2 separate regions of the Mus musculus genome follow, and region 1 is linked to region 2. Evidence: chromatin loops called from intact Hi-C (ENCODE). Cell type or tissue: left cerebral cortex. All regions are shown on one strand. Links, peaks and the distances in the headings refer to the core of each region. The heading gives the core; the rest is flanking DNA.

What was found. A loop is a pair of places that touch in the nucleus more often than their neighbours do. Peaks named below come from ENCODE experiments on the same cell type or tissue, not always from the same donor. Only the 100,000 strongest peaks of a DNase experiment are listed, where the experiment ranks them.
Region 1: a loop joins it to region 2, with 5 times the contacts of the local background. A loop is called at or near these places in 10 of 42 quality-filtered maps.

The regions. Positions count from the first base shown.
Region 1 is chr8:37,066,964-37,078,994 of GRCm38, reverse strand. No RefSeq gene overlaps it. Among named protein-coding and RNA genes, the nearest start is that of G630064G18Rik, 49 kb to the right of the region's middle. In left cerebral cortex, for the core only: a CTCF peak has its summit at 5,866 (motif pointing right); a DNase peak (open chromatin) is centred at 5,889.
Region 2 is chr8:36,187,362-36,199,392 of GRCm38, reverse strand. Gm35520 (a long non-coding RNA gene) reads right to left here and starts at 10,920. Exons shown (of 4, transcript XR_870363.2): 1 at 10,724-10,920; 2 at 9,909-10,343; 3 at 3,436-4,696. In left cerebral cortex, for the core only: CTCF peaks have their summits at 5,671 (motif pointing left) and 7,165 (motif pointing right); DNase peaks (open chromatin) are centred at 3,725, 5,717, 7,125 and 8,961; H3K27ac peaks cover 308 bases.

The DNA.
Region 1 (12,031 bases), core at 2,308-10,307, 880 kb before region 2:
TGAACTGTTATATGTAACTGTGAGTGAAATAAATTCTTTTGTACTGTCTTAGCTGGGGTTTCTATTGCTGCAAGGAAACACCACAACCAACAAAGCAAGCTAGGCGTGAACAGATTAGCAGGCACTAACCTGTCAAATTATTTTTATTTAGACGCTTTAATTCTCCTTTCTACTAGGTCCCATAGGAAGGAGTTCAAATGACATTCAATGGAGGCAAATATGACTTCTGAATACGTTACTTCTACAAGTCCTGCAACTTACCTTCTTCTAAAATGACTATCTCTGTAAGAGCAGATAGAAATGTGTAGCTTTACCCCTACAACACATACATTGTTATTATTCAATTCTTAAATATAAAGTTAAAAATAGCATATATATTAAATAGTTTCCCAGCTGTGCTTTTAAAGATGTGAAACTCAAGTTAGTAGAATAGAGCAGGAATTTCCATAAAGCAAGCAGGATCTGACTAAATAACACTGAGAATATGTAACGAGCGATCAAGCACAGCACAGGTAAGTGGATTAGTGATCTTTCTCATCGCTGTCAACAAAAATGCCTAACAAAACAACAATATCAAATGGGAACCAAGTGGTCCGTCACATGAGCCTAGAGGGGACATTTGACATTCAAACCACAACAAGGAAACTAATAAATACATCTGAAAGACTATGAAAGTTCCTAACAGGAGAAAAGAGTCTTTGTTGGTTTACACAGTGAGGCAACTCTTGGCTAGACTCTGGAGAGTTGTATAGGCTAGCAAGACCACTGTCAAATTAAAAGTATGTTAGGTATTTTAGAGCGGCTTACTCTCACTGTGATGATGACTCTTCATCGTCAACTTGACTAGATTTAGAACCATCTGGGTGTTTGCAAGAAGTTGAACAGAGAAGGAAGACCAGCCTTCAATGTGAATGGCATAGTTCCATAGGCTGAGGTTCTAGACTGAATAAAAAGGAAAAGGTATCTGAGGGATAGTATTAATCTCTGTGTGTTTCCTACATGTGGACATACAGTGTGGCTAGCTGCCTCATGTTCCCAAAGTCATGCCTTCATTGCAACCTACACTGTATCCTTCTTAAGCCATGTACACAAGTAAACCCTTCCCACAAGCTGCTCTTGCAGGGTGCTCCTCACAGTGTTGAGAAAATGATACATATACATAGCTATACATAGCTAATCCCTTGCCCTGGCTATTGTCACATGGAGAGAATAGTGACTTCTCCCACATCACAGCCAAGTGTGGTAGGATGAATCAGTTCTTTGGAAATGAGATAGAAGGCAAAATTCCTGAGAAGTTTCAGGCAACCTTTTTGCTTGTCTACAAAAATAGCTTGCCTATGAAAAAGCAACAGAGATGCCAGGCTTCTTCCCATATCTACTTACATAAGGTTTCATCTACCATGGCTTAACTTATTACAGCAACAAGGTCATTTTGTAAATAAATAAATAAATAAATAAGCTTATGACTAGGGCTGGTATGCTAACTAGGTACAGTTAGTGAACATTCTAGGTCTCCTGAATCAATGCCCACCACTGATCCATGAATTTGGTGCTGTGTCAGAAAGTGTACCTTATTATTCAAACTATCACTTAAGATTCCTGCTCTCTCCAGCTAGCCATATGCTTCATGTATGCTTTGTATATTAGCTAATTTCCTCATCACTGTGACCAAGTCCTTGTCAAGAAACAACTAAGAGAAGGTTTCGTTTTGCATCAAAATCTAAGAAGGAATAGGATCTGTCATGGTAGGGAAGCACAATGGTAATAGCATTGCATCCACAGTCAGGAAGCAAAGATCAAGGCTCAGTTTGCTGTCTTCTTGCTCTTCTTACTCCATCTGGAAATCCAGCCTGTGGGATGGATTCAGAGTGTGCCTGCCTCAACACTTACATCTCTCTGGGAACACTCTTACATGCATTCACAGAGGTATATCTTCTAGATGATTCTATGTATAGTTAAGTTGAAATTGAGAATTAATCATCTCATATTGTTACTTTTCTTCCACGTTAATGAGAAAGCAGTGTCACCTCTGTCTTATTTTACTACGTGGAATTATACTAGTTACTGGATCCATGGCCGTGACTAAATATCTGACAACTTCCAAAAGAAGTGTTTATTTTGTCTTCTGGTTCCTAGAGAAGTAGCCCATCTTGGCCCAGAAGGTAGGCAACAGGAGCAGAAGGCCTCTGGTCACATCATATCCACTGTCAAGATGCAGAGAGGGATGAAGCCTTCTGCTCATGTCTCTTTCTCAATCCAGGATCCTAGCCTAGGGAATGGTGTCACCCATGATGTGCAACTTCCCACCTCAGTTTGCCTACTTTAGACAAACTCTCACAGACCAGACCAGAGATTTATCATTACAGAGATTCTTGGTCCTGTTGAATTGACAATTAAGATTAACAGTCACAGGAGCATTGCCTGGTTCAATGTGTCAATATCTAACTTGAAAAGACTCTATCTCAGATGTGTTTTAACCATGCCTATTTGAACATTTAAAAGTATGGGGAACAATCCTTGATGGTATAATAATCACAAAAATGAAAGAGAATGAAGGTAGGCAGTCACTATCACCCACCTACAGCCTATCAAAGGTGTTACTGTGAGTGGCTCAGCATGAGATTGCATAACTAGACCAAGACATTTATAAAAAATCCATATTTGTCAGCTTTCTGTCACTGATACAAAATGTTGAAATAAGTAAAAAAGTGGAAAGGTTTCCATGGGCTGATGGTTTTGAGGTTTGGGGTCAGTGGTTGGTTGACATTGTTATTTTGGGGGTGAGAGAAAGCAGCACATTTTGGTGGGGCACATGAAGACAAGCAGACTGTTCCCATCACTGGGACTGGAAACAGAGAAACAGGAAGACACTGGAGTCCTATAGCATCTTTCAGGGGCACATCCCCAATGCTAAGCCTTAGCACTCCCCCAAAGCATCAAGTTAGGAACAAATCATTAGCAAGAACCTCTAGGACAATTCTAGATTCAAAGCACAGGAAACATGAGTGAGGTCTAAATATTTCTATATTCAACTAGTTTAAATCCTCACATCCCCACCTCCAAACCCCTCTGAATTGGAGCGAGTCTCCTCAAAATCCCCAAGTTTTAAAATGTTGGATGTTAGTAATACTTAGCTTGCTCAATACTTTTATTGACTGTAATATAAAAATCTCCCAAGGCAAAGGACTCTTTCATTACCTTTTAAAACTAGGTTAATGTGGCATAGGGAAGAAAATGTCAGAGAGTAAAGACGATGAAATCATACCTGATCAATTTAAAAGTTACCAAACATCATCAGGTGATAGGAACAAATTAAGTAAACAAAGCAATAGCATTTCTAGGCTGGCTAATCTCGCATTATTAAGGGCATGATATAAGAGGCTGACTATTGTTTATTGTTAAGGGCCAGGCAGGTCTAGGACTTTCCAGGAGGCCCTGATGTATACGGGAGGAACTTAGTTCCTTGTGTAAAACATGTACATATTTGGCTGATGATTAGTCACAACGTCATTGAGCATTCAGCCTGTGACACCCTTGAGATACCCTGGGTTCCCTTTGTGCAGCATTGATTGATTAGCTTACTGCTGCCCTCGCCCCGTCATGTGATAGTTTCCTGCTGACTCTGTCCCATTTCCCCCGTGAAGACTGTGTATCCAATACTATACTTCTTAACAAACTTGTTTGGTATAAGAAATAGCTTGTGCAATACTCTTTGGACCCCATTTTTCTATCTTCTTTATCTTCGGATGTCCTGCTCCTTCCTTCTTACGACCCTGTACTTGAAGAACTACCAGCTAGTCCAGATCATATATTATAATAAATAAATGATGTTTATAAGTGAATAACTGAAATTATTTTGTAAACATACATTTCTATTGAAGAAAAAATATTGGTAACTACATGCAAAAGAATATCAAGTAATATCATAGCTAAGTTGTGGTGCTTTGAATATGCTTGTCCCATGGGAAGTGGAATTGTTAAGAGATGTATATCACTATTGTATATCTTATTAAAGGAGCCATAGCCTTGTTAGGAGCAGTATATCACTCCTATGGTGATTGAGCTCTCCTCCTATGCTCAAGTTCCACCCAGTGTATGGAATGAGAGCCTCCTCCTGGCTGCCTTTGGATCAAGACATAGCATTCTTGGCTCCTCTAGCACCATGTCTGCCTAGACACTGCCATGCTTCCAGCCAGGATGCTAATGGACTAAACTTCTGAAACTGTAAGCCAGCTCCAATTAAATTTTTTTTTATAAGAGTTGCCTTGGTCATGGTGCCTCTTCACAGCAATAAAACCCTAGCTAACCAATTCTAAAATACCATAATTAAACCTAGAAACTACCTAACTTCACATCCAAGTGGATGTGCAAGAAAGATTAGATACATCCACACAGTTTTCTGAATGATTCTCAATGTTTATAAGTAATAAAACGTTGGTATATAAACTGTTGTGGGTAGCTTTCAAAGCAAATATGTCAAATAAAACAAAACAAGACAAATAGTGTCTATTGTCAGAGACAGACAGAGAGAGAGAATGCAATCTGAGCTGCATGCAGTGACAATGTTTGTGAGACGGTTCATGAAGGACTAGGAAAGGGTGGAGGAAAGGATGATTGCCTGTGGGCCATGGAGACTTTGAAAAGCTATGTATATGTTAATCATAACAAGGATTTCTGAGCAGATACTTTTATCAAAATAGATAAAATATAACTCAAAAATATACAACGATATTGTATGTCAACGACTTAAATGCAATCTCTTTTAAAGGTGTGTTTATTATAGTGGTTTGAACACTTTCAGAACTTTACTGTGTTTTCTAATTTCTTACTACATTTCTGGTAAGAGCCTATCTACATACTTCAAATATGTTTTCTGAGAGAAGATTTTTTCCTTCCTTTCCATTCTGTTTCTTGATGCACAGATTAGCATTGATCCATTTCCTGCCTTATTTTCTCATGACCTCTTTTGTGCCCCTTCATTCCAACTTAATTTGATTTCTGAAAGGCTCAGCAAAAAGGAAAAGGGAAGTTTTATACCATTTCCTATAGTACAAGCCATTGTGGTCCTGTAAGTTGGCATTAAAGAATAAAATACAGTGATTAAATTAATATATGATCAAGATTATAACTTTACATAATATAGATGGAAGGCAATTTAAGGGACATTAAGCCCTTAACTTTAAGTCTTTTGTCCCAAGATAATCACGGTGAAGATGTCAACATGTATGTATTGGTTTTCAACTCTGTGTAAAATATCTGGCAACTTATAAGAAAAAAGATTTATTTGGCTTATAGCTTCAGTTCACATTCACTTGGCCCAACCCACTTGGGCAGAACATCATGTTGGCAGGAACATGGGGCAGAGAATAGCCTTACATAATAGCTGTGAAGCTTAGAAAGACCTGAAGGGGCCAAGGATAAGATATCCTCAAGGGTATAGCCCTAATTGAGTCTAAACCCACCCCCACCCCCAAATCACATTGACACCTGTAGCCCAGGGTTTCAATGCATGAAGCTTTTGGAGGGATACTTCACATGCAAACTATAACCACGAAAATTATAGTCTATGTAACATACACAAGTGTAAATACATTTGGTCCATACCCTCGTTATATAATAATCTACTAATATTGCCTGGCACGTACTTCTTAGATATTCTAATGTACCTGGAAATGGCTTTTAGCACAGAGCCACCTCCTTGCTTTTGTTTTGTGACTATATCAGAATACTCAAGCGAAGTACATTTCTGTTTCAAAGAGTTTGTAGCAATTTGTAGCTCACAAAATTACAGTCTTTTTTTTTTTTTTAATTCTGCTCTGATGCCTTTTTGTCCTTACTGACAATCTCTTTAAGTTCCACCAGGTGGCAGAACAATGACACGCCAGCAGATGAGAAGTAGAAAACAATGGGAAGGCACAACTGCTAAGTCAGCAAAATGTTCTCTTTCCTGTGGTGAAGACAAGCAAACAAGCAAACAAATAAACAAACAAAAAACAAAAAAACAAAAAAAAATTCAGAAATGCCATGCTTTACCACATTAGGAATTATTTCTGACAAAATAACCTCTGTGGATTGCCTTTGCTGGGGTGGAATGACATTGTTCCTGCCCCTGGGACAGTTCCTGCTGGAGTATCGATGGCCACTGTGGGTATAAGTCGTGTTTGTATAATAATACACATATATTTACCTTCCTCCTTCAAGGAATGTCCTCCTTGATTACATTACTGACTCCATGATAATCAGAGACAGCAGGAGTCAGGGAGGCAAAGGTGTGGCTGATGTCTCAACAAAATGGCAAACACTGGGACCTTCTGGACAGACCTTAAGGCTGTGGATAAGAACTCAAGAAACACGAGTTCAAAAACACATAATTTCTCAACCATGCAAAAATATAAGGGTGCAATATGGAATTATATGAGGGAATTCACAAATCTAAAGGAACAAAAACAGCTGGGCTGTGAGCAACCTTGTCAGAAAGATACTACGGAAGGAGATAAAGAGATTTAGGGAACTCAGGGAGCAGGAAGGCCCACTCAGCTAAGTTTTTTTGTTTATGCTTTCAAGGGCATGCAGATTCCTCAGCCCGGATAGAGCAGGGTGAGGTCCAGGTGTGGTACAAATGGTCCTTTCAAGGAGGAGTACTCATCCAGATAGCTTATCATCTGAGTTTAATAGAGGCAGGCAGATCTCTGAATTCTTTAGCAAAGTTTTTTAAAAAAAATGTGCTTGCTCTCTCCCAAGAATTAAGGGGCTGCGGTCACGGGATGCTAATTAATGGGAAAATCAAAAGGAACCTGGAGTAAATGACTGGATTGATATGTAAAATAATATGTAAAATAAAAGACATATGATCTGCAAGAGATGAGCTATCCAGAGAACATCTTTTTCTCTAGGATAGCAAGAAAGGACTGCTTGGAGAACTGTCTCAAGCAGAAAGCAGAGAGGGAGGTGTCTGGAGATCACCGGAGAAAGCAGAACAGAGAAAAGACAATCTGGAGAGTTGTCTCAAGCTGAACATGGGCTCCAGCTTGGGACCACGATTATATTTTCACTGTTCCCAGACACCCCTTCTCTCAGAACTCCTCTCCAAGAGGAGGCTGTTCCTTGGTAGTGTATGTGGGTGTGTGTGGGTACATCCACTTCCATTGTTGAAGGGTTATCCACGAAGGAAGGACATCAGAAAACAAGCCAGCGAGTATGTAAAAACTACTTGAGATAGCCGGCCATCTTCCTGGTGAGAGCACGGGGGTCTGCCCGGCCTGAGAGGTTTGTGGCACAGGCGCCGGCGGGAGCCTTCTTGGCTCCGGGACTCCGCGGAGGGCAGGCTGCACGGGTGACCGTGTGGAATACAGAGTGCCAGCCGTTTCTGGGACGGGTGAGAGAGTCGCAGAGATTCTGGGGCGGCGCCATCTTCAGCTCCAGACAACCAGCCACCTTCCCGGCAAGAGCCACAGAGCTTCTGAGGCTGCGCCAACCTCAGCTCCAGACGGCCGGCCTCCTTCCGGACAAGAGCCACAGAGCTTCTGAGGCGGCGACATCTTCGACTCCAGACAACTGGCCACCTTCCTGGCCAAAGCAACACAGCTTCTGGGAAAGATCCTGTTTTGGGCCTTCACCTTCAGCCAGGAGGAGATCCAAACACCAGATAACTGTACACCTTCCCTGAGAGAGGAGAGCTTGCCTACAGAGACTGCTCTGACCACTGAAACTCAGAGAAGAGAGCTTGTCTCCCACGCCTGCTGATAGAGGGTAACAAAATCAACAGAGGAACAATCTCTTAACAAAGACAACTATAACAACTAACTCCAGAGATTGCCAGATGGCGAAAGGTAAACGTAAGAATCCTACTAACAGAAGCCAGGACCACTCACCATCATCAGAACCCAGAACGCCCACTTCGCCCAATCCAGGACACCCTAACACACCTGAAAAGGTAGACCTGGATTTAAAAGCATATCTCATGATGATGGTAGAGGACATAAAGAAGGAATTCAATAACTCACTTAAAGAAATACAGGAGAACACTGCTAAAGAGTTACAAGTCCTTAAAGAAAAACAGGAAAACACTGCTAAAGAGTTACAAGTCCTTAAAGAAAAACAGGAAAACACAACCAAACAGGTAGAAGTCCTTATAGAAAAACAGGAAAACACATCCAAACAGGTGATGGAAATGAACAAAACCATACTAGACCTAAAAAGGGAAGTAGACACAATAAAGAAAACCCAAAGTGAGGCGACGCTGGAGATAGAAACCCTAGGAAAGAAATCTGGAACCATAGACGACAGCATCAGCAACAGAATACAAGAGATGGAAGAGAGAATCTCAGGTGCAGAAGACTCCATAGAGAACATCGGCACAACAATCAAAGAAAATGGAAAATGCAAAAAGATCCTAACTCAAAACATCCAGGAAATCCAGGACACAATGAGAAGACCAAACCTACGGATAATAGGAGTGGATGAGAATGAAGATTTTCAACTCAAAGGACCAGCAAACATCTTCAACAAAATTATTGAAGAAAACTTCCCAAATCTAAAGAAAGAGATGCCCATGAACATACAAGAAGCCTACAGAACTCCAAATAGACTGGACCAAAAAAGAAATTCCTCCCGACACATAATAATCAGAACACCAAATGCACTAAATAAAGATAGAATACTAAAAGCAGTAAGGGAAAAAGGTCAAGTAACATATAAAGGCAAGCCTATCAGAATTACACCAGATTTTTCACCAGAGACTATGAAAGCCAGAAGAGCCTGGACAGATGTTATACAGACACTAAGAGAACACAAATGCCAGCCCAGGCTACTATACCCAGTCAAACTCTCAATTACCATAGATGGAGAAACCAAAGTATTCCACGACAAAACTAAATTCACCCATTATCTCTCCACGAATCCAGCCCTTCAAAGGATAATAACAGAAAAAAACCAATACAAGGACGGGAACCACGCCCTAGAAAAAACAAGAAGATAATCCCTCAACAAACCTAAAAGAAGACAACCACAAGAACAGAATGCCAACTTTAACAACAAAAATAACAGGAAGCAACAATTACCTTTCCTTAATATCTCTTAATATCAATGGACTCAATTCCCCAATAAAAAGACATAGACTAACAGACTGGCTACACAAACAGGACCCAACATTCTGCTGCTTACAGGAAACCCATCTCAGGGAAAAAGACAGACACTACCTCAGAGTGAAAGGCTGGAAAACAATTTTCCAAGCAAATGGTCTGAAGAAACAGGCTGGAGTAGCCATTCTAATATCGGATAAAAACGACTTCCAACCCAAAGTTATCAAAAAAGACAAGGAGGGACACTTCATACTCATCAAAGGTAAAATCCTCCAAGAGGAACTCTCAATTCTGAATATCTACGCTCCAAATGCAAGGGCAGCCACATTCATTAGAGACACTTTAGTAAAGCTCAAAGCACACATTGCACCTCACACAATAATAGTGGGAGACCTCAACACACCACTTTCATCAATGGACAGATCGTGGAAACAGAAACTAAACAGGGACACAGTGAAACTAACAGAAGTTATGAAACAAATGGACCTGACAGATATCTACAGAATATTTAATCCTAAAACAAAAGGATATACCTTCTTCTCAGCACCTCACGGGACCTTCTCCAAAATTGACCATATAATTGGTCACAAAATAAGCCTCAACAGATACAAAAATATTGAAATTGTCCCATGTATCCTATCAGACCACCATGGCCTAAGACTGATCTTCAATAACAACATTAAGAATGGAAAGCCAACATTCACGTGGAAACTGAACAACACTCTTCTCAATGATACCTTGGTCAAGGAAGGAATAAAGAAAGAAATTAAAGACTTTTTAGAGTTTAATGAAAATGAAGCCACAACGTACCCAAACCTTTGGGACACAATGAAAGCATTTCTAAGAGGGAAACTCATAGCTCTGAGTACCTCCAAGAAGAAACGGGAGAGAGCACATACTAGCAGCTTGACAACACATCTAAAAGCTCTAGAAAAAAAGGAAGCAAATTCACCCAAGAGGAGTAGACGGCAGGAAATAATCAAACTCAGGGGTGAAATTAACCAAGTGGAAACAAGAAGAACTATTCAAAGAATTAACCAAACGAGGAGTTGGTTCTTTGAGAAAATCAACAAGATAGATAAACCCTTAGCTAGACTCACTAGAGGGCAAAGGGACAAAATCCTAATCAACAAAATCAGAAATGAAAAGGGAGACATAACAACAGATCCTGAAGAAATCCAAAACACCATCAGATCCTTCTACAAAAGCTTATACTCAACAAAACTGGAAAACCTGGACGAAATGGACAAATTTCTGGACAGATACCAGGTACCAAAGTTGAATCAGGATCAAGTTGACCTTCTAAACAGTCCCATATCCCCTAAAGAAATAGAAGCAGTTATTAATAGTCTCCCAGCCAAAAAAAAGCCCAGGACCAGATGGGTTTAGTGCAGAGTTCTATCAGACCTTCAAAGAAGATCTAATTCCAGTTCTGCACAAACTATTTCACAAGATAGAAGTAGAAGGTACTCTACCCAACTCATTTTATGAAGCCACTATTACTCTGATACCTAAACCACAGAAAGATCCAACAAAGATAGAGAACTTCAGACCAATTTCTCTTATGAATATCGATGCAAAAATCCTTAATAAAATTCTCGCTAACCGAATCCAAGAACACATTAAAGAAATCATCCATCCTGACCAAGTAGGTTTTATTCCAGGGATGCAGGGATGGTTTAATATACGAAAATCCATCAATGTAATCCATTATATAAACAAACTCAAAGACAAAAACCACATGATCATCTCGTTAGATGCAGAAAAAGCATTTGACAAGATCCAACACCCATTCATGATAAAAGTTTTGGAAAGATCAGGAATTCAAGCCCCATACCTAAACATAATAAAAGCAATCTACAGCAAACCAGTAGCCAACATCAAAGTAAATGGAGAGAAGCTGGAAGCAATCCCACTAAAATCAGGGACTAGACAAGGCTGCCCACTTTCTCCCTACCTTTTCAACATAGTACTTGAAGTATTAGCCAGAGCAATTCGACAACAAAAGGAGATCAAGGGGATACAAATTGGAAAAGAGGAAGTCAAAATATCACTTTTTGCAGATGATATGATAGTATATATAAGTGACCCTAAAAATTCCACCAGAGAACTCCTAAACCTGATAAACAGCTTTGGTGAAGTAGCTGGATATAAAATTAACTCAAACAAGTCAATGGCCTTTCTCTACACAAAGAATAAACAGGCTGAGAAAGAAATTAGGGAAACAACACCCTTCTCAATAGTCACAAATAATATAAAATATCTCGGCGTGACTCTAACTAAGGAAGTAAAAGATCTGTATGATAAAAACTTCAAGTCTCTGAAGAAAGAAATTAAAGAAGATCTCAGAAGATGGAAAGATCTCCCATGCTCATGGATTGGCAGGATCAACATTGTAAAAATGGCTATCTTGCCAAAAGCAATCTACAGATTCAATGCAATCCCCATCAAAATTCCAACTCAATTCTTCAACGAATTAGAAGGAGCAATTTGCAAATTCATCTGGAATAACAAAAAACCTAGGATAGCAAAAACTCTTCTCAAGGATAAAAGAACCTCTGGTGGAATCACCATGCCTGACCTAAAGCTTTACTACAGAGCAATTGTGATAAAAACTGCATGGTACTGGTATAGAGACAGACAAGTAGACCAATGGAATAGAATTGAAGACCCAGAAATGAACCCACACACCTATGGTCACTTGATCTTCGACAAGGGAGCTAAAACCATCCAGTGGAAGAAAGACAGCATTTTCAACAATTGGTGCTGGCACAACTGGTTGTTATCATGTAGAAGAATGCGAATCGATCCATACTTATCTCCTTGTACTAAGGTCAAATCTAAGTGGATCAAGAAACTTCACATAAAACCAGAGACACTGAAACTTATAGAGGAGAAAGTGGGGAAAAGCCTTGAAGATATGGGTACAGGGGAAAAATTCCTGAACAGAA
Region 2 (12,031 bases), core at 2,649-10,648:
ATGGTTGGCTGCTAACATCTGTCTCTATATTTGTAAGGCTCTGGCAGGGCCTCTCAGGAGACAGCCATATCAGGCTCCTTTCAGAATGCACTTCTTGACATCCACAATAGAGTCTGGGTTTGGCAACTCTATGTGGGATGAATCCCCAGGTGGGACGGTCTCCGAGTGGCCTTTCCTTCAGTCTCTGCTCCACACTTTATCTCCATATTTGCTCCTGTATTTTGTTCTCCTTCTAAGGAGGCCTGAAGCATTCACTCTCTGGTCTTCCTTCCTCTTGAGCATCATGTGGTCTGTGAATTGTATTTTGAGTATTTGGAACTAATATTCCTTTATCAGTGAGAACATATCATGTGTGTTCTTTTGCGATTGTGTTACCTCACTCAGGATGATATTTTCTAGTTCCATCCATTTGCCTAAGAATTTCATAAATCCATCATTTTTAATAGCAGAGTAGTACTCCACTGTGTAAATGTAACACATTTTCTGTATCCCTTCCTCGGTTGAGTGAAATCTGGGTTCTTTCCAGCTCCTGGCTATTATAAATATGGCTGTTATGAACATAGTGGAGCATGTGTCCTTATGACATGTTGGAGCATCTTCTGGGTACGAGCCCAGGAGTAGTATAGCTGGGTTACTTAATATTTCTATCAATTTAAAGACATAGATCATATGGGAAGGTATGTGTAGCTTATATACAAATAAACTCCATTTCATAGGAGATGCTTGAGCCATATTATTTGTGTGTGTGAGCAACAGCCTATTGCTTAGAGAGACATGAAGAACAAAGAGACAAAACACTCAAAGCAACCTCTACTCAGCCTTAAGAACGGCAAATGTACCTCTGGGAAACGTTCCCTATGCTCTGCTTGTTGGAAAAAGGAACTTTTTTTATATTTGCTGATACAGAGATTGTGCTCCACTGTAAATTTCTTAGAATTATTCAGGCACCAATAAGGAGTTAACTTGGTGTTGATTGCAGCATTGTGACCTCACACAAATAGACAGAAACATCAGGAGAGCCTCAGATCTGCTGCTGCTAGAGGGGTGGGTAGTAAGGACACTACTGAGCTCTAGACAGAGCACTTCAAGTGAACGGACCCTAGGGGAGTCTGCTAAATAGAAGGGGCCTCAAGGAGTCCCTGAGAAGGGAAGGACCCAGGGCTTCACTCAAAAGCCAAAAGCAGAGCAGCCATCTTAACATACAGGAAATGCCCCCAAGGGAAGTCAGGAAGGGAGGTAAGATGTCTCCCTCCCCTTTCTTTCGCTGAGAAATGCCCTCAGAGTATCCATTTTCTTACTTTGGTTTGTTCCAAACTTCAATTGTCTTTCATCTCCCATTTCCTATAATTTTTTCTGTTGAGGTTGTAAGGATTTCAACATCAGCTTTCAAATCATAATAAGTGGTTATTTCAGTTAATTACCATTTTTTAAAATAAATTTCAGTTACCATTTCTTATATATAAATTTCAAAGCACTCTCTCTTTTTTTTTCCTAACTTGTTTGGGTTTGTATAGCATTTTCTTCTGTTAACAAACAATAAATGTCATTTCTCCCCCTTCTGTCACAGTACTTTGTTGTTGGAGTCTCAACCATGGAAAGGTTATCCTTCCTAATACAGTCATGTCTCTAAGCTCTTGCTTAAAGGTAAAGACTCATTCTGAAAAGGCAGGCTTAGGAGAATGTGTTACATCACAGTGTGTGCTCACATGAACATAAACTGTGCGGCCTCCCCACACCTAGTCTCCACAGGACACCCTGCTCCCCACACCAGGCTTCCTATGTCACAGGGTTGACATCACACAGAACTTGATACCTATCCTCTATACCCAACAGGCTCCTCTCTGCCTCTTCTGTCAAGTTTTTAGGAAAGCTGTTTCTACAATACTGTAGGCAACCCCGTACCGAACTACAACGGGCAATACTGTAAACTTTCTTTGTTTCTAGAGTCCACGTGTGTAAAAGGACATCACTGTTTCCTAGGCATGATCCTTGAATTGCTAAACATAAGAATAATAATGAGACAGGGCAAACTCCCATAAGGCTTGGTGCGACATTGCCAAGTGGGCTCCTCAGACTGTGACAGCAGCTCATTGACTGGAGGATGTCATTTATCTACCCCTCCCCCATAGCAATCCCACAGCTTTTGGTTAACAGGAAAGTGACACTCTTTTTAAATTCTCAAGTTGATCTCAACCTTCCTTGGGGGTGGGGGTGGGGTTCTTCTTCAAGGCTTTCACTATGGTTTGAATGTGCAATGTCTCAACACAGGTTCTAGTGTTTCAACAGTCCTTCCCTCCCCGCTGACACTGTTTGGAGAGCTTGTTTGGAGAGCTTGTGCGCAGGAAGAAATGGGTTGGTTGCTACCCTGTTGGCAGTGGCAGCGTTGAGCATTATAGCTTGGCCCCACTTCTGCCCCAGTTTCTTTCCCCAGGCTACTCTTGGGAAGGAAGTGTTCCCTTCTGGTGCCCTTTCTACCATGATGGCAATGTATCCCTGAACTACTTGTAAACTAATCCCTCCTGTACTAGGTTGTTCTGTTAGATATATCTGTCGCCAGCAAGGATTCAAGTAGCTAACGCAATCTTAGGATTTCTATCTGACCTATGGTGGCAGAGAGGGCTTTTACATTATAATTGGAATCCGAGGGTCTTCTCCAGAAGAGACAGTCTTGGGCAAATGATTATTCTGCATGCTTGCAATGAAGGCCTTGAGAAGATGAGATTTTTTTTTTTCTGTTTTGCACGCTAGTTGTAAATTCCATGGTTTGATAGGCAGGCAGCGTGATGTAAAAAATACTTGAAGACTGGGTTGGGCAGGGCATATTCCAGGTTTTTGGGTTTTTTTTTATTTTTTTAAATCGTTTACTGATCACTCGAGGAGCAATACCTGGCCTTTGTATCCTGTCTTCACATTTCTAAGAAACAATAATACATAATTTAACTACTCTCGATTGAGACACAGGAGAGGATAGACTCCAGAAAAAATTTGTAAGTTGTACAAATACCATTGTGTATTTTATTGCAAATAATTGTGAGCTGCCAGAGCTGTTGGCAATTAACCCTGAGTCTTCTGGAAGAGCAGTCGCCATCTCTAAGCTTACCCTTTTGTGTGACGTTATCCCAGATGACTTGTGTATTCACATCTCTGCAGCAGAATACATTGTTTAAAAATGTCCCTGGGTGTAATATGTTAAAAGAAACCAGGAGGAGTGTCAATGGAGCTCCTATTTAAAAAGAAATTCCCATAAGCTATACTAAGTCAAATTCATAATTCCAAAAATTGGAGAAACACCTAGAAATACTAAAAAAAAATTTTAAAGATTAAAAACCAAAAATATAAAAACAACAACAACAACAACAAAAAACTCACATTGAAATTTCTGCGTGCACGTCCTTAATGCACTCCCTCCTTGATCCACCCCAGGCAAGTACTTACCATAAAACGCCCTTGGTACAGTTCAGCCACAGCCTCCAACTGAAAGACTCTGCTAAGGACAGCAAGGATTCCCTGGCAGAATTTCAAAAAAGCAGCAGGCAACAATTTAATTAGGTCTGAGTCAATAATTCTCCGTGCACCCCAGCAGGTCAGTAAACCGTAAGCCTTCTCAGCAATTATCTGCAAGAGACCATTCCTAAGGATATATCTGTCGCCAGCAAGGATTCATTCAGCTGAGCTCTTGGCAGTACCCAATTTAGGACTTTCGTTCATTTGTTCGTTTTTCTTATTTTTGGATTGTTTCTTAGCCTGGTGAGTGATGAAGAGTGACATCATAACTCTGCTGGAATCCTTGATTTGGGAAACAATGTGTAACATGCAGGAAAATCCCAAGTAGTCAACAGGAGAGAAGGGAGAAGGTTTTAAAAAAATAATAAGAATTTCATAGGCACTTTGTAAAATTCAGGGCTTCTGCTCTCTGAAAACTGTCAGCATGCAGAGTTCAGACAGTAATAGCATGGATCCTAGTTGGAACGGCTCACTCCCGTTTCTTTGTATGCTTCAAGTGGACTCCCCATACCTTTCCTGTCCTTGACTTCATACCTATGTTAAGCAGCCCTTGGAATATGGCCTGCCCCGATCAAACTCATCAATAGACTCTAAAAGCTGCTTTGGGTCATTTTTTCAGCTTTGATTATAGTGTTCAGCCTTGAGAAGTGTGAACATTTTGATCAAAGAATGTAATAATATAATAATGTCACTACATTCTGTAACAATATAATAACGTCAGAATCTAACAAGATGAGCATGGGAACTTGGCTCCCAGGTCCACCTCCTTCAGGGCACACCGCACTAGGTGCCATGTGGTCTCAGGCCTCGAGAATTTACTCACTGTTTTAGGGTTTCTCTGATTGCACATAGCAAGTCAGACACAGAATTTCATCCTACAAGGTAAAGATGAATTAATAATAGCCTATACTTTCAGGGGGCTGGTGAGGTTTTTTTTCTTACCCCCTCGGGATTACTCTTGTGGCCTAATGAGCAGGGTTCTCACTGCTTGTCCAGCTGATCTCGATAATCAGCACACATTGGTGTTTGCCATATGTAGAGCACTCCAGATAATATCTTCCTTAACATGCAGGTAGCTGGTGAAGAGTCGATGATGTGCTCCACCATGAATGTGGAGGTACCCTTCTGTTTGGCATCTCGGTGATACCTGGACTCCCTTTGGTCCAGCATCATTGATGATTTCATATTTAGGCTAGAGGATAGAGGAAAAGATGAGAGTTCAACGGCACATATACACTATGTCTTTATCTTTACACACACACACACACACACACACACACACACACACACACACACACACACACCATACATAGGCCTTTGTGGTGTCTCTACAAACATGTCTGTGAATCTCTGGACCATCCATTAAGAAGTGTCTCATATATGCCCTCCTTTTGAATCCGTGCATTTCTTTGCAAATGATGATGTGAGACTTGCAGGGTAGGGAGAACATGAAAACATTGTCTGGTTCTTTTATGACAGTCATGCTGGGACTCTTGAGTCATGAAGAAGTAAACTGTGATGTACCCACAAACCAGATCTTGTAAGAAGTGATGTCTCCCAGAGATAAGATCAGATGGAGGATATCTATCAGGAAGAGTGAAACTTGAAAGAGCTAAGTCATTTCCTGTGTTCACCTTCACCTCATCTTGGCCCTTGCCTATTGGATGGTGCCATGTCACACACGTCTCTCTCTCATGTATCAGGCCTCTCTAGAGATACCCTCACAGACACACTAGGTTGCTAATCCTCTAGGTATCTCTAACTTAGTCCAATTGACAGGGTTAACTGTCACATGAATCCTTTCAGAAATTGTGTTTGTCTCCAAGACTACATATGTGGACGTCTTTAAAAATAGACAACTACTAAGCCAGGCATAGTGGCACATGCCTTTCATCCCAGCACTAGGAAGACAGAGGCAGGCAGATCTGTGTGCATCAGAGGCCAGCCTGGACTACAGAGTGAATTCCAGGATAGCCAGAGCTCTTAGTGAGACCCTGTCTTGAAAAGACAAAACTAACCGAACAACCAAACAAAGACAATGGAGCAAATGATGCCAATAAAGTCCCTTGGTTCTACATGTACAGGAGCAAGAAGACAGAGCTAACTCCTTGCCAATCTGTTCTCCAGCTGGAACATTGCTATATAGCCATTACTGCCATCTGTTGGTAGCAAAGTTAATATGTTTCTGTTCTGGAAATTAGCTGTGCTCCAGCAATGGCTTGAAAACAATGGGTTTTGTAAGCACTGGTGCGTCTATATATAACGACACAGCTTTGGCGAGCAGTCAGCTTTTAGGAGACACTGTGGGGGTATGAGTCACTGTTTCATAAGCACCAATTGTCTGCATTTAGTCATGCGTATAGCTGATTTTGAAGTAATTGTGTTTTTGTAGAAATAACATTTTAGGAGTCAAATGAGCCTTAGAAACTTTACTTAACATAGTTAGACAATTTCAGACAGATGGCAATCCCTTGCTCTTTTTTGATGGAAGGAATATTTTATTTATAGCATGTAATTCCTGAATGAACTTTCATCCTGATGATATCTTTCCTAGTCATTATCCATTGTCTCTGCTACTGTTGAACATAAGTGAGTCTGAAATTACTCTAGAACGTTCTTTCCTTAACAGCATCCTTTTCTGATTTAGTAATTCCTCAAAATGATCTCATTTCTCTCGGGAGGCTTATGTCCTTCCTTCCCACTGTCCCCACAGGGGGTCCCAACATCATCATGTCATAATTGTGTTATGTTTATGTATTAGTTACATCTCCTCTTTCTAAATTGTAAGACAGAAGTAGGGTGATGTATCACTTCTGCATCCCCAGATCCTACCCCAGGGCCTTATACACATTTAAGAAATAACCCTGGAGATAATTGAAGAACCAGACTGTGTTCATTTTAGGCTTCAAAGGCATCTTATAAAATACAAACTAGGTTCTTCTTGTTTATGATTAAATCTCTGTTTCTCAAGGATCGGGCTATGCTCTGCCTGTAACCTTAACTACGAACAATTCTGTACTGCATGTTCTGGTAATGGCAATCATGCCTTTGTTTCAAAATGTTAATAAGCATCCTGTAACTGCAGCCCTACCTTGTTTCAAAAGGATTGTTATGGCTACCTTGTTATGACTACCTGTTGTTCTGACCACCTTGCAATCGCGCCTTTGTTTCAGGAGGTCATTGTGAGGAACCTGTCATGCTTATGTTCTGCCCCTATAACCTCACCTATTTTACCCTCCAAAGCCCCGTTTGGAAAGCTCCTACCTCTGAGCGATAAAAGCCTTATCTTCTGTTATGTCCGGCCAGCATCCAATGCTGATCTCTTAAGCCTCACCCTAAGGGAGGCAGCCTGTGTACTTGAACTTTAACAAGCTTGCTTTAATTAATTGCTTGCTTTAATTCACTTACCTAAGTTGCTCTTTCTCCTCCCATTATTGGGATTTTCACAGTGTCTGTAGCTGGTTCTCAGAGCTTTCAATCCCCATCACAGACTCTGGAGTTCCCTAGCTCTCTCTGTCTCCATCTAAGTAACTTTACAGCGCTTTAGAAGAGCAATGGATTTGCTTATTTTGATGGTGGCAGTTATTTCTAAATTCTATTTATTCTTATGTGTACGGATGCAGGAGTAGGTCTGGGTATCACATGTGTTCAATGTCTACAGAGGCCAGAAGAGGGCATCAGAGTTATGGGTGGGGTTACAGGCGGCTGAGAGCTACCAGGTGGGTACTGGGAAGTGAACTTTGGTCTTCAGCCTGTTCTCTTCACCACTGAGCCACCTCTCCAGCCCTGGCAGCTATTTCTAATTTGCTTAGTATTGAGGATAGGCGGTGGGTATCCTTTTTAAACACATTTTTACAAAATACATGTGTAAAGGTTTTAGTTATTAATGATATCTTATTTGTTTTTGCTAATAATCCCATAAAGTAGCCAAGTTTGGAGGAAAGCATGTTGGATTCTCCCTTCTCCCCCTCTTCCTCTCCTTCCCTTCCCCTTGCCCTCTCTCCTTCCTCCCCAGCCCCCCTCCCTTTCTCCTCTTGGTTCTGCTTGGTCTGTGGTGCTAGTGTTAAGGTTCCTTTTATCTATTGGCTCAGAGTCTTTGTCTTTAGATGAGAGGTTTGGCTTGGTTGTTCCCTAATCTTTCTAAGGGGCCAGATTCCATTGAGATCAGAGTTGGTGAAGAAGTGGGAGTTGGATTTTTGGGAGGTTTTCAGACAGTACCCTCAGGGATGTTTTCACCTCACCAGCCAGCCCCCTCCTTCTTGCTCCCTTGATAGCATTTCTACAGCCAAAAATGAGCTAGTTTCCATCACGAGTTACAGCGACTGACACGGGGACATTTCTCACTATGAGTTCATTTGTGTTTCCTTGGTTGATAGCTGTGTGTGCTGACAGCCAATGTCTAAGCTTAAGCACCCCCTCCTCCCTTTCTGCCACACTGTGGTTTCCCTCTCATGTAATGAAATTGTTATTTCTATTGTTTTGTGAATGCTCAGTTCCCCTCTAGTTAAAAGCTTATGAATATTCATTGCCAATTACCCACACACACAAGCACTCAGGTGTGTACACACACATAGACATTAACTAGGGGGAGGAGAAGGGAGGTCCCTAAGTGTGAAGAGTCCAGAAAACTAGAAGGGGAAAGAGCAAAAGTGGGGAGAATTAAGTAGAGAAAGAAACAGCAACAACCAGCACCCAAATTACAGTTATGAAGTAACAACAAAAAAATAATTTCTATGCTTGGGGGTCCCCACAACCAGGTCAGTCCATAAAGTCTTCCATAACCTGGTCATTCTTAGTTTGTTTTGAGACAGGGTTTCCCTGTGGGGCCGTTGCTGTCCTAGAACTCACTAAGTAGACCAGCCTGACCACTAACTCCTAGAGACTCACCTGTCTCTTCCTGGGTGCTGGGACTAAATGTGTGCCACCATGCAACTCTCTTAACAAAAGAATTTGGTCAGGCTTATTTGTGTGTGTGTAATGATAAATACGTGATATAAAGTTTTTCTGTCTTTCCTACATGTAGAATTTCCATCATTATGCTAAAATAAATGAAATTTCTCTTGTGTTTCCTTCGACTTCCTTTCTATATGCTGACATTGCAGCATAATCTCTCTAGGCATGTGGAAGCCAGCCTTTTCTACACCTGACCTTAGAATCCCATCCTCCTGCCTCCTGAGGGCTCCACCTTGACTACCCACTCCTCTTAGGTATTCTCTTTGTCTCAGTCAGTACACACACAACTTGTGAAAAAACCAAAGTAATGGCTGGTGGACAGGTGTGTTAGGAATGAAATTAAAACTGGAAGACTTTGGCAGCAAGGCATGTTAACCAACTGCTTAACTTTCGTAATGCATAGAAGACCTGTAGACACTAGAGAGCATGTAGTGCCAGGAGCAGGCCCATCCTGCATGTAGGAGGAGCTCCTTACTAGGCAAAAGACATTTAGGATGACTCATGAAGGATGAGTAAGTCATTATGCAACATGGAGAGATGAGTCCAGGGTTCCTACAGTACAAGGCCTACCAAAGAGGCATCCTGACCTGGTTTTCGGTCATGCATCTCAACAAGGGATGCTGTCCTGGGTGGGAGCCATCAGGATGATCAGAACCCTTTGCATTCACATCCACAGCCTATCATCTTAAGACCAAGAGATAGGTAAATCATGTTGCCCACGAGTGATATCTTGTATGGGATAATAAAATCGATTTGCAGCACCTGAGAGATGGCTCAGAGACTCCTTTGCTGCTCTTTTGTAGATGACCCAGGTTTGGATCCTAGTACCCACATGAGAGCTCCCAACTGTCAGTGACTCTGATTCCGGGGATCCATTGTTCTCTTCTAACTCCCATGGGCTTCTACATGCATGTAGTATTCATACATACATACATACATACTCATTAAATGAACATTAAGAAAGAAAGGCAGGAGGAAGGACAGACAGAACAGAACAGAATAAGGAAAAACAGGCTAAGCCAGGTAGTGGTGGTGTACACCATTAATCCCAGCACTTGGGAGGCAGATGCAGGCGGATTTCTGAGGCCTCGAGGCCAGCCTGGCCTACAGAGTGAGTTCCTTGACAGCCAGGGCTACACAGAGAAACCCTATCTTGAAAAACAAAAAAAAAAAAAAAAAGAAAAGAAAAGAAAAGAAAAGAAAAGAAAAGAAAAGAAGAAGAAAGAAAGAGAAAGAAAGAAGAGAAAAGAAACGAGAAAAAGAAAAAAAAGAAAAAGAAACAAAGAAAGAAAGAAAATCAGGCTTAAGCCACTTCAAACTCCAACCTACTCTCATGATGCTTGACTTTTCCTAGGAGACATAAACAAATGTCTATCCACCCAAAATAGGGCACCAGGAACAGACCCAAGAAACAGCTTGTCCGCGTCTAGCTCAGTGAACTAATAACTTACTGAGCTCTCTGACCGAAGCGTGGTTGAGGGGTTACTCATAGGAATGTATGAGACTGCAAGACAGCCACAGAGCTGTAAAGTCCCATGTCAGCATGGCTGTCGGCCTCGGCAACGGAAGAGAGTGTCCCTTCTTCAGTTAACCATGTACCTTCTGCATGCTCTACCATTTCAAAAGATGGCGAGCAGCCAGGGCCGAGTTTTGCAGAGCTGGGTGAAGGGTGGGTGAGGAGGGAGTGGGTGGAGAGTCAGGTGAAGGCCTAATGACCCTTCTGTGAGGGAACGTCCACAGGCCTGATCTTGCAAAGGCTTCGTGGAGATCTGATTAAGATGGTGATGGGCACGCAGTGCTGAGAACAGGGTGCCACACAGTTTGAAGAAGTTGGTGGAGGCTGGGAAACGTGGTTCAGCTTCTCTAAGCCTCCACTTTTTTCATCTCTAGAACGGGGAGCAACACTGACTGTAGTGATCAGAAACCCGTGTTGAAACTGGCTTAGATAATAAAAAGCAGTATTAACTCCGAGAACCAGGACTCTGCTCAAGGACAGCGTTTTCTAAACGCTGGTTCCTGTTCCCCCTCCCCCCACATACACACACTTTCCACCCTATCCCTCTCTCAGGTTTACTTTCTTTTTAACTGCGTGTGTGTCTGTGTGTGTGTGTGTGTGTGTGTGTGTGTGTGTGTGTGTGTGTGTGTGTGTGTGCTAGTACAGAAACCCAAGAGGGCAGGAAGGTCAGATCCCTGTGGCTCTGGACTAACAAGTGGTTGTAAACCACCCGCGGATCCTGGGAATTGAACTTGTGCCTTTAGCTCTTACCCACTGAGCCAGCTCTGTCTTTGCCCTGGTTGCTTCTCTCAGTTTTCTGGGCCGCTGCACTTCCTTGAGTAGGTTTCAATTTGCAATGATGTCACAAAGCAGCTGCACCAAAGCAACCTCCTACTCCTCATATGTCTCTTGGGGATGATGGAACACCCCAGAGCTCTGGCCCGTGTCCCCTCACTGGGTCAGGTGCTTATTCCTGGGGGGGGGGGGAATGACAACAAGGAATGAGAAGGGCATCAGAGAAATCAAGCCCACCCTGACCGGCTGAGTTCTCGGGTGGGTGTTTAACTTCGGGGGGGGGGGGCGGGATGGGAGGGGCGTGGCGGGGGGAGGTGGCAGCAGCGGGGGTGGGGTGGGGGGTAGGGGTGGGACCACACGGTGCTGACAGAGAGTAGGGCACACTCAAAAACTGCATGCCCAGGGCTAATGTCTGCAGTTTACTTAGCTAACCAAGTCATCGATCGACATTAGTACAGTCAGTACGAGGGTAATTCAGGAAACTTCCGTAGTTCAGTGGAGAATCCAAATACCTAATGTATCCCCTCAATGCCAGCTCGAACACTACACTGTACCACTGCACGCTTTCCCCAAGGACAGTCCATTCTATAATAGACTTGCAGTTGACTGGCACTTAGACATAACTGTAGTCGATTGTCAAGAAAAAAAAAACAAAAAACAAAAAACGTGAGTTAATGGCTGTCAGTTCCTCAAGGAGGACATCCCAGGGGAAGATGCTAGCATTTCCTTAATATGCTTGAAGACCTAAACTTTAAGAAATCAGAAGACCACCGGAGTCCTTTATGTAGACTCTGTAACCTTTCTCCTTCTATCTTTATCCTCTGAAAACTATCTGCACCAGCAACCTATGGGTCGCAATCCCTTCAGGGGTGGCATACTAGATGTCCTACATATCAGATATTCATATCAGATATTTATGTACATTATGATGCATAACAGTAGCAAAATTATAGTTATGAAGTAGCAATGAAAATAGTTTTATGGTTGGGGGTCACCACAACATGAGGAACTGTATCAAAGGGTCACGGTATTAGGGAAGCTGAGAGCCACTGACCTAGAACATCCTTCTCAGATCACGATTTCTTCAGTGACTGCCTGACCCGGGACACTGGACCCAGCCATAGCTGCAGTCACTTTTGTCCACAGTGACAATGGAACATTCTACCTTAGAAATGCAAGCTCTGGTCCTCCTGGGAGCGCTCTATCAGGTGGATCTAGGGAGATCCTGTGGGTCATAGGTGGGGCTGACATTACTCTGGATCTATATTAGTTCTAAATGCAGTC